Regions from separate parts of the Homo sapiens genome. Here region 2 is linked to region 1. A link is a contact called in ENCODE Hi-C or POLR2A ChIA-PET data. All regions are on one chromosome and are shown on one strand. Each heading gives the region's core, a stretch centred on a gene start or an enhancer-like site at or near the end of the contact. The rest is flanking DNA. Distances are from core to core; before and after follow the strand shown. Region 1 overlaps TMPRSS3 (transmembrane serine protease 3). Region 2 holds the start of SLC37A1 (solute carrier family 37 member 1).

Evidence for each region. Hi-C counts contacts between places; a loop is a spot of excess contacts on that map. ChIA-PET counts read pairs that join two places held with the same protein, here RNA polymerase II (POLR2A). Pooled maps may share reads with other maps.
Region 2: a loop to region 1 is called in a map of PC-9, with 2.6 times the contacts of the local background. The contact joins the promoter of SLC37A1 here to the enhancer-like site in region 1. A Hi-C loop is called at or near these places in 1 of 168 maps with a recorded cell type or tissue (PC-9), 2 of 37 single-sample maps with no recorded cell type and 8 of 50 pooled maps. POLR2A ChIA-PET finds 5 or more read pairs at or near these places in 3 of 52 experiments (activated CD4-positive, alpha-beta T cell, activated T-cell and activated naive CD4-positive, alpha-beta T cell).

Annotation. Positions count from the first base shown.
Region 1 is chr21:42,383,886-42,387,715 of GRCh38, forward strand. It overlaps TMPRSS3 (transmembrane serine protease 3), which reads right to left. Exons shown (of 13, transcript NM_001256317.3): 6 at 1,524-1,649; 7 at 85-128. Among named protein-coding and RNA genes, the nearest start is that of TMPRSS3, 10 kb to the right of the region's middle. Within about 2 kb of position 1,251, at least 3 of the 41 ENCODE cell types and tissues checked have a DNase peak (open chromatin) inside an H3K27ac peak, as active enhancers do.
Region 2 is chr21:42,511,482-42,517,653 of GRCh38, forward strand. SLC37A1 (solute carrier family 37 member 1) reads left to right here and starts at 2,371. Exons shown (of 20, transcript NM_001320537.2): 1 at 2,371-3,236. RefSeq lists enhancers at 775-1,497, 1,498-2,220, 3,062-3,291 and silencers at 2,132-2,491, 2,712-2,791, 2,802-2,901.

The DNA of each region.
Region 1 (3,830 bases), core at 1-2,500:
GGGGGGAGAGGACTCTGAGGGCAAGGAGATAGGACTTAGCATGTGCTTGCTCCCCCTGGACCCCTGCCTTTCTGGAACTCTTACCTGTGCACTGCAAGGTAACCACGTGGCCAGAGGCACATCCCTCCCTAAAGCGGAGAAAAAGTAGGCTCTGTGAAAAATGCCCCAGATCTGTGAAAGGAACACTCTTAAAAACTCAATCTTAGGGTAACAGAAAAATAAATTCTATTTCCCCCTCTTTGAATATAGATTACAATTTTAGTCTATGTTCAAAAAAAAAAAAAACCATGAGGATGAGGTCACACAATTCATTGTAAAACACTCAACTAACAGTGAAGTATTGTGTACACAACAGGCCGTTCTGTATTTCTAAGCTTTAGATAGCTAGTGATAAAGGATGTGTAAGGAGATATATTCTATCAACATGTCACGCTGTCATTGCATGGCGATTCAGCCCAATGTTCTCCACCTCCTGGCCCCTAGGGACACAAGAGTGCCCAAGGGACAGCGTGGCAAGCTCTCTAGGACTCCTTGTAGCCTGGGTTCACACATCTGGCAGAGGACTCCTTCCCCAGAGCAATAAAGTGTGATTGCCCCAAAATTGACACTCCTACCCCCACCCCCACACACAGGTGGAGACCAGGGTGTGTGCTTTTCTCATAGTGAAGGGAAAGGGATCCCAAAATCTTTGTAATGTTTTCTGCCTTTTGAGCCCCAGCTCATCATGCAAGAGAAAGCTAGTGTCACCAGACTGTGGATTTAGCACCCAACACATGAGCTGTCCCTCCAGACTGCAGGTGGGTCCCGGGGTGCTTATTCATCCCCGACGGACAGACCAACAAGCCTACTGTTCCCAGAGCAGAAAATGCACATCTTAGGGTTTGGGCCTAGATGTCAGGGAGAGAATATGGAATTGGATTCAGAACTCTTGGCTGTATCTGCTACACACCGTCTAACCTGGGGCAAGGCATGTGGTCCCTGTAAGTTTCAGTTACCTGGTGGTTATTTAAGAACACCTGGTTTTACCTTCCCCATGAGTTGTTGGGGAAAACATGTAAAATAAATAATGAATGCTAAAATACTTCGTAAACAAAGAAGGATAAATTTCTATCTTAATTTCTGTTTTTCTTCCTTTTACCCTCCCTCTCTTCCTCCCTCCCTCCCTTCCTTCCTCCCTCCCTCCCTCCCTTCCTCTTTTCCTCCCCACCCCCCTTCTTGCTTGCCTGCTTTCATTCCCCAGACACACCCAGAGTGCCTGTCACATGACAGTACATTGGTCACACTCACAGCATTGTTACCCTTCTACTCTATTTCCTTCCCTTTCTTTATTGGGCCATACTCCCTCAGGTTCTCACACCCCCAGCCTGGCGCATCCACCAGTCTCATCAAGGTGGCCAACTCCCACCTTCCATCTGAGATAACACATGCATGCCTCTTAAGTCCTTGTGGAGTTGTGCATAGCATCACAAATCCAGCAGGTGACTCGATACCTGTGCAGACAACAGCATCGCCTGACCACCTACCTCACATATACTGAGTGGTGTAATGCAGTCACCTTGTCATCTGGCAAGAGGTGATCGATGGACACAAACTCCTCCCGGAACTGCCCCTCCAGCGAGCTCACTCTGAGGTTATCTGAACTCACATAGCTGCAAGCACATTGGAAAGACAGACCCGACGTGGTAACTTTACACTTTGAAGCATTCAACCGATGTGCGAGTCACAATATTACAGGGATTGTACATGGGGGATGTCATTTTGTCCCCCCAAACCCATCAAAGGCTTCCTTTGCCAAGAGAATGAAGTTCACTCACCCTGGCAAGGCATTCAGTCCAGGCCTGCTGTGTTCTGGGATGACCCCCGCTTCTGGCCTGTACCTGACAGCCCCGTCCACCCACCCTGGGCTGCAGCCACACAGTGAGTGACCATCTCCTATGTCCTTGGTTGAGTCACTCTTTGCGCATTCCAGTGAAATGCCTTTTGCTTGGCCTGAAGCAAGTCCAGAGGGGAGGTGAGCACAAAACTAGGTGCAGTATTGTCGGGGGGCACCCAAGCAGGGACACCAAGTTCTCCAAGAACAGTGAGTTGGAGGAACAGGAGAGACATCCCTCACCTGCCCAGGACCAGCGCAGAGCCCCACTGGAAAGAGATGAACACAAACAAGAAAGCGATTCCACGAACACCAGAGCCCAGCTCATTTTTACAGTGCCAGGACACAGGTCTTCTGGAGAACAGTGGTGAAAGTGATGCAACTTTTTAAAGAAGAATCACATGTTTGGAGAGTCACAAGATGGAAGATGGTGAATAAACAGCCATGTTCTCCTTCCCTTGTGAAATGAACAAAACACAGTACAGTAGGCTTGTTTTCATAGTGAACACACCAGCTTATCAACAGGATTTCTTCAGCTTACTGTAAATGCTATGGGGGTGTGTATGTAGAATACAAAGTTCAGTCAACTTTGAGTTTTGAGGAAAATGTAATCAAGGCGGCGGGCACGACCTTCGCAGCCCTTCCAGGGATTGCTCAATGCACGGATTCCGCTGGCACTGGCATGAAAGAGCCGATGGTTGCTGGGATGGCTTGGCCCCAGTGCAGGTGGCGGGGCTTGTGCCAGGCAAGGGGACCCCAGTGCTGCAACTGGAGCCCCATGAACTGTCCAAGTCTCAAAATGGTAACAATGACAGCCACAACCACACACTCGCCCAGTGTGCTCTTGCCCACCAAGCCCTTCCACACTCACAGCGTCAGCGGAACTTCAGTTCCCCTCCAAGTACGTGCTATTATCATCCCTCTTTTCTAAGAAAGGAAACTGAGGCATGAACTGTGTGTGGAACTTGCCTGAGTCTACACTGGGATTTGAACCCAAGCAATCTAGCTTGACCGTCCTTTGGTTATTTATTTATTTATTTATTTATTTATTTTTGAATCACAGATCTCTGACATAGGATGTAGTAGAGCAGAGAAGATTAAAGAAGGATTTTAAGGAGAATTTAAGAAAATAGAACAAAATGCAGAAATAAATCTTAGAAACTGAAGCAATGGATAGAGAACAAAAGAACAAGCCTATAGAGAAGAAAGTAGGCAATATTGGGGTGAGAGATGGGGGACATCGCATTCCCTGGATTTCCTTGTAGAGGGAGCATATTAAGGATGAGAAGGAATATTTTACCAAACGGGCTGGGGTGGAAGAGAGACGGGAAGGCTACCCCCACCATGAGTGGCCTCTACCTGATGCCTGGGACAGCTGGGGCTCCTGACTTGGGTCTGCTGGGTGGGGAAGGAGAGGGATTGAGCTGAGTTTTTCTGCATAACAGAGCAGAGAGGCCTTGGGGTTTGCTCAGACAGAGCGGTGGTCCTCCAGGACAGAGGAGGAGGGCAGAGAGAAGAGAAAAGGAGGCCCCCCAACACCCCCCACCCAATGAGTCAGAGGAAGAGGCTCAGCGGGGAAGAGAAATGCCCAATGGGGAAGCTCTCAGCTGTGTGCAGTGTGTGTGTGTGTGTGTGTGTGTGTACCTCTTCCTCCTTGTCTCTAAGGAGTAATACATCATTCCTGAAGACGTTAGTGTGGATGATTTTTGCTCTTCTCATTGAACTTGAATTGCAGCTCATTTCTGAATCTCAGTTGGTGTGGAGGGAGAGGGAGGCAGACCTCAGGGCTGGAGGCTGGAGGGCATTTTGGCTTCCACCAGCTTTGGGGAAAGACAGCCGAGAATATGATTCATGGAATTTGAAAACTGAGACTCTGTGGAGGACTCAGGGCAGTGTGGCTTTAACGACCCCATCTACTTGAGTGCAAAGCAGAATGCAGCCTGCCTGCTTTGAGTGCTGA
Region 2 (6,172 bases), core at 1,121-3,620, 130 kb after region 1:
CAGGTACAGAAAAACAAATATAGGCCAGGCATGGTAGCTCACTTCTCTAATCCCAGCACTTTGGGAGGCTAAGGCAGGAAGACTGCTTGAACCTGGGAGTTCAAGACCAGCTTTGGCAACATATCAAGACCCTGTGTCTACAAAATTTAAAAAATTAGCTGGGCATGGTGGCATGGGCCTGTATTCTCAGATACTCAGGAGGCTGAGGGGGAGGATCACTTGGGCCTGGGAAATCAAGGCTGCAGTGAGCCTTGACCATTGCACTCACGCCACTGCCCTCCAACCTGGGCAACAGAACAAGACCCTGTCTCAAAACAAACCAACAAACAAACAAAAAAGAAAAATATGCATGACCTCACTTATTTTTGGAATCTGAAAAACTTGAACTCAGAGAAGCAGAGCATATAATAATGGTGGTTACCAGGGGCAGTAGGTGGGAGAAATGGGGAGTCGCTGGCCAAAGAGTACAAAGTTTCACTTAGGAAAGATGAGTAAGTTCTGGAGGGCTAATGTACAGCTCTAATGTATAGTTAGTAATAATACATTGTATACTTGAAATTTGCAAGAAGAATAGATCTTAAATATTCTCACCACCAAAAAAAAAAAAATAATGTGAGGTGATTGGATATACTAGCTTGACTGTGGCAATAATTTTACAATGTATTCATATATCAAAACATCACATCCTATACTACAAATTATGTAATTTTTATTTGTCAGTTATACGTCAGTACAACTGGGTGGGGGGGAGGGGGGGTGGGAAGAAGCTGTCTCCATATGAGGCCGAGGTGTCCTATATATCCTGAGCTTGTATTATCGCCTTTCAAGTGTAAAACCTGTAGGTGATGGGATGCCCGAAAGGTTTGAAAATCAGGAATGACAAGATCAGATTTTGCTTTAGGAGGGCAACTTGAGGCAGCTTAAAGAGTGGATTGCAGGAGGTAGAACTTGGAAGTGAGAACGCTGTTGCACAAGTGCAGTGAGAGAGGGGTAGCCTCGAGCCGAACCAATGGCAAGGGCCAGGGCTGGGGAGACCATTGGAGAGAGGGGTGGGAGCCACACTGGGCTATCACCGGGAATGGAGAGCTAGAAAAGAGAGGAGAAAGCACTGGCACAGGGGGCCTGCGGAGAGAAAGAAGGTCTGAAGAAAACCTGGCCAAAAGGAGAAGACTGGAGCCCTGGGCCATCCCGCTTGCGGAATGAGGGGCCGGCGGGCTTCCTGGGGCTGAACCCTGCGTGGCAAAGAAGTGGGCAGGTTTTCTTTCTGCCTGCAGAAGGCTTCTCAAATGCCTAACAAAGTGATGGATTTCACGCAGCCCAGCTCAGCAAAGAGAGACACAGACATCAGAGTGTTCTAGAAACAAAGCAGGGCCCCAGGGGGAAACTGCGAGGCCTAGCAGGGCAGGGGAGCCAAACACAGGGAAGAATGCCTTCTCCATTCTCCAGAGGGAAGCTCAACGTGCCTGGGGAAGGGTGCGAGGGGCACTGGCCTGTTGGGACATTTACAGCCAGGCCTCGGGTTGGTTTTATCCTTAAACATTGTTTTATCCGGGGGCAGGCTTTTTCCCCGGAAAATTTCCGCTCTGCCTCACTTTGCTCTTCCCCGAGGAGTGGGCTGGGAGCCCCCTCTGCTCTGAAGCCATCCTGGGGGTCCACTGTGGGTGTTCGGCAGTAGCTTCTAGGGGACTGGCCAGGCCCCTCCCTGGGGCTGCCTAAGGAGAAGAGTTGTTTCTGGGGTGACGTGGGAGCCTGTGTGCCAGGGCACTGGCCCGCAAGGGTAAGAACCCGGCGGGCTCCCGCAGCCTAACAGGGAGCTGCCTCTGTCACGTGCCTGCGAGGTGGGACACAAGTTGGCTTACAAGTTGGTTCGACATAGCCAAATCCGCGTGCCGCATTTCCACGCTATGGAGTGCTAGTCTTCATGATTGTGCCCCTTGACATGACACAATAGGAATAGAAGCCGGGAGGCCAAGCAAAGGCCCTCTTTGGGGGTGGGGGCGCGGCGGCATGTGACCCTCGCCGCCTGTGGGGAAGACCTGCCTTGAGGACAGAGCGCCAGGGGTGCAGAGGCCGCCTGGGACTGCCCGGAGGCCGGTGGGGAGCGCGCCAGCGAAAGCCCGTGCGCCCTCGGAGCCGGGGAAGGCGCGGGCCATGACCCGGGTTCGCCCGCAAAGGCCGGGCAGTGCCGCAAGGCGTGGGGGCGCCCCCGCCCGGTGGCCCCGGGGCTGGTGCGACCCTGGGCACGCCGGGGCCGGGGCCGGAGCCGGGGGTCGCGGCGGCCGGGGAGGGGGAGGAGCCGCGCGGCTCCGCCGGCGCCCCGCGGGCCAGGGAAAGTGAAAGGGCGGCGGGGCCTCCCGCGCGCCGCTCCAGGAAGTCGCGAGCAGGAAGCGCCCGCGGCGGCCGGGCCGGGCTGGGCTGCGGAGCGCGGGCCTCGGCGGCGCAGGTGAGGCGCGGGGCCGGGGCCGGACCGGGAGGCGGGGACCCCCCGCCCCCCCGCCCGCACCTGCGGGGCAGCCGGCGCTCAGGCGCCGCAGCCGCTCAGCACCTGCGGCGCCCTCAGGGAGCCGGGCGCGGGGCCCTGCGCACTCGGAGCTCGGCTCCTCTCCTTCCTTTTCTTTTTTTTCGGGGGGAGGTGGGGGCTGGTTTGGATGTTTTCCGAGAGCCGGGGACGGTCTCAAGCTATTTTCGCGGAGGGAAGTCTTTGAAATACGACATCTAGAAGAGTGGCCCTCGGCGACAATGCCGGGCGTTCCCGGACCGGGGCAACGCTGGGATTCCGGGGAAGTGGAGGCAGAGGGAGCGGGCACGGGGCCGGCAGCCGCTCCACGGAGTCCCCGGCAGGGGCGAGCTTAGCTGTCCAGCCGGGTCCCCTGCCCACCCCGGCCCGGGCCGCGGTGACAGCTGAGGGTCCAGAGAGCCGGCAGGAGGGGACCCTGCGCATTGTCTGCCGCGATGGGGACGTGGGCGTGCCCGCGGAATTCACCTCCTCCGGGGACCAGCCGCCCAGGGAGGAGCCGGCACAGAACGCTGGCTCGGAGCGCCGGCACCCTGGGCCTTTGCGTTGTTTGTCGGCTGAGCAGCTGGTTCCCGGAGCCCGTGGGCCTCCTGGCCAATGCGAGTGACAGCGACCTTCTGGGTTTATAATAAAGGGCTTGACGCGCCGGAAAGTCCCCTCGCCGCTGGCCACCAGCCTTCCAGCCCTTACGGCCCACGCCGTAATCCTGGTGACCGAGAAGGTACGTTCAGTCTAAGGATTTGCATTTGAACGAAGGATACTGGCCAAGCCCCTTACCACCCCCACTCCCCGCTAACACCCCAGCCCGCGGCCCCAGGTTTGAATTTCCAAAGGAGGAATTGCTAAAGCCTGCCCTTTCCGGGTCTCCCTTAGCTCTTTGCCTGGAAGGTGCCTGCCTGCCTGCCTGCCGGCCCTTGAACTTAAATCGTCTGAAGTTGTGTAAGTGGATAAATATTTTAGACTTCCCCCGTTGTTTTTTTATTAATCCCCTTTGAGAGCAAGCTTGAAAACACCTGGCCCCAGACCTGTGATTCACCAAGTCATTTTGGACCTGCATTTACACGTTCTGTTTCATGCAGCCCACCTGTGATGTTCTCTTTGTTGGGGGTTGGAGGCAGGTAAGGGAGGTGGTGCAAATGGAATTCAGGTTCCTTGTACTTCAGCCAAGGGGAAAGAGATAGTGACCATTTTCATTCATCTTTAATATGGAAAGCGCCTTTAAAAGCAAAAAGCCATAGAAAGAGCACACTCTGGACAGGAAGTTGTATTCTATCTCGTAATTTAAAAAAAAGAAAAGAAAAAATGCATGAAAACTTTTGGAGGAGAATTGCATTTCTCACCCATCTTTGCCTGTAAAGTGAGACCCAGTTAAAAAAAAATGTCATAAAGTAGATTATTTAAAATATCTGTGGGGCCGCTTTGATTATGTGTAATGCCACCTCAGCCCTAAAAAGACTGAGGAACCTTACTCCTGCTATTGCTCACTTCCTATCCCCATTATTTGAGTCTCTGCAGATTACTTGGAACCTTCTAGGCAGCGCAGATCACATGTGGGTGGGTCTGGGAGTGGAGCTTGTGAATGTTTCTTTCCTCAGCTTATTCTGTTTTACAGTTGCCTAGGGTGGGTTTTTTGAAGAAATAGGTATAAAACCATGTGTCTTTCAGAGTCTGTTTGTTTTTTTAACTTTTAGTTTCAGGGGTACATGTGCAGGTTTTACAGGTTGTAATAAAGATGCTCTAATGGGCTGTTTCCTAAGTTACTATCTTTTTATATTTTTTTAAGACAGGGTCTCGCTCTGTCGCCCAGGCTGGAGTGTAGTGGTGCAATCTCAGCTCACTGCAACCTCCGCTTCCCAGGTTCAAGTGATTTTCATGCCTCAGCCACCCGAGTAGCTGGAATTACAGGTGTGCACCACCACGCCCAGCTCTTTTGTGTATTTTTGGTAGAGATGGGATTTTGCCATATTGGCCATGCTGGTCTCGAACTCCTGGCCTCAAGTGATCTGCCTGCCTCTGCCTCCCAAAGTGCTGGGATTGCAGGCATGAGCCACCATGCCTGGCCTAAGTTGCTGTGTTTGACAGTGCAATGAAACTGGACATTCTGCCGCTTTTCCTCCCTGGAATGGTAAGTTCCAGGGGGGCCTGTAGAGAGTGACTTTTTAAAAAAGTATCTCTTCTTTTTATGTACTTGGGCAGTGTGCCAAAAACTGGGTTTAAACCAAGTGATTTGCTCCCATTCTGCTGCCCTTTCTCTGCAGGGGATGGGCAGGAAGAAGAGTGGCTGGAGGGAGGAGGTGGCTCAGAGAAACAGGACAAACTGGAATCTGCCCCACTTATCCAGCTGACCCAGGCGAGCCGCCTAGCCTCATTTTTCTCCCTTGTGAAAAGAACGCCCTGCCTCTTCAGGGTGGTCACGGGGCTCAAATGAGAGCATGTCAGTCATGGTTCGTGCTTCCAGAGGTCTTGACCCACTCAAAATGAAGTGGTCTTTAGTGGTGCTGCACAGGCTAGGGAGGAAGGGCCTCATTAGTTGAGCTCTTAACATCCCAAATGTAAAATCACTGTCTTTGCACATCTTAACTGCACTCACTATGAGAATTTATAGCACTTTTCTTTCACCCATTTTACAGGGAAAAGAATCCATCATTGTTTTAAAAAGAAATCAAAGAGGTTTTTTTTCCCTTCTTGATTTGTCAGTGCCTTCTGGGCCTTTGATGTTGTTGTCACAGGTTTTATCAGAGTTGGAGGTTTTTGATTTATTTAGTAGATGGCAATGGAATGTTTCCAGACACGCTGGACATGGAGAAGCAGCACTTGAGAGGAAGACGTTTGCTTCTGACCATCCGTTTCCAGACACTGTTGAACCAAATTCTTTACTCTGAAGTTGTCATCACAAAGTCATTTCCCAGAGTAGATCCAGACCCATTCTGGAGCCCACCCATTTTGAGCAAAATATTGCTTAAATCTAGAGGTTTGAGCAGACGTGGTTTTGAAGTATTTGTGGCTGTTCATTCAACGTGAGTTTCTTGAGCACGTGGTCTGTGCTAGGTTCTGGACAAGGAGATGGAAGTAGGACCTTGCCCTGCAGTCCCGGGCCTTCCTCTTTTGAATTTACAATGAGGATAATATCAGCTAGTGTTTGTTGCGCATTTACTACGTACCAGGCCACTTATCAAGTGCTTCCCATAGGTTATCTCATTGCATGTTTATAACAACATGGATGCTATCATCCCCATTGTTTAGCCTTGAAGGAGAGGGAGCAGAAAGGTTAAGTGACTTGCCTCGGCTTACACAGCCCAGGGTCAGCCTTGGAAGGAGGAGGTATTGGAGTGGGGTGAATCCCACCTATTCAGGCCCTGTAGGACCTAGGAGAAAGGTGTAGTTCTGGCTGGAGCAGATAGAAGAGATGAGGGGCGGCTCCTGGGACGAAAGCTCAGCAGGGATTTTGAATCTTTTTGTAAAAGGTGGTATAAGGGAAAAATCCTTGGAGAATGTGCATTTTTGGAAGCTCACTTTCGAGGGAGGCAAAAGTGAATGTGGGGAACTGATTGGCTTTGGAGGACGCAGTGACTCAGGAATGTCATGAGTTTGACATTGGGATGGGAGACCAGGCCTGCCTGCTGTGCTGGGCCCCTTCTCAGTTCTCTGGCCTCCCTC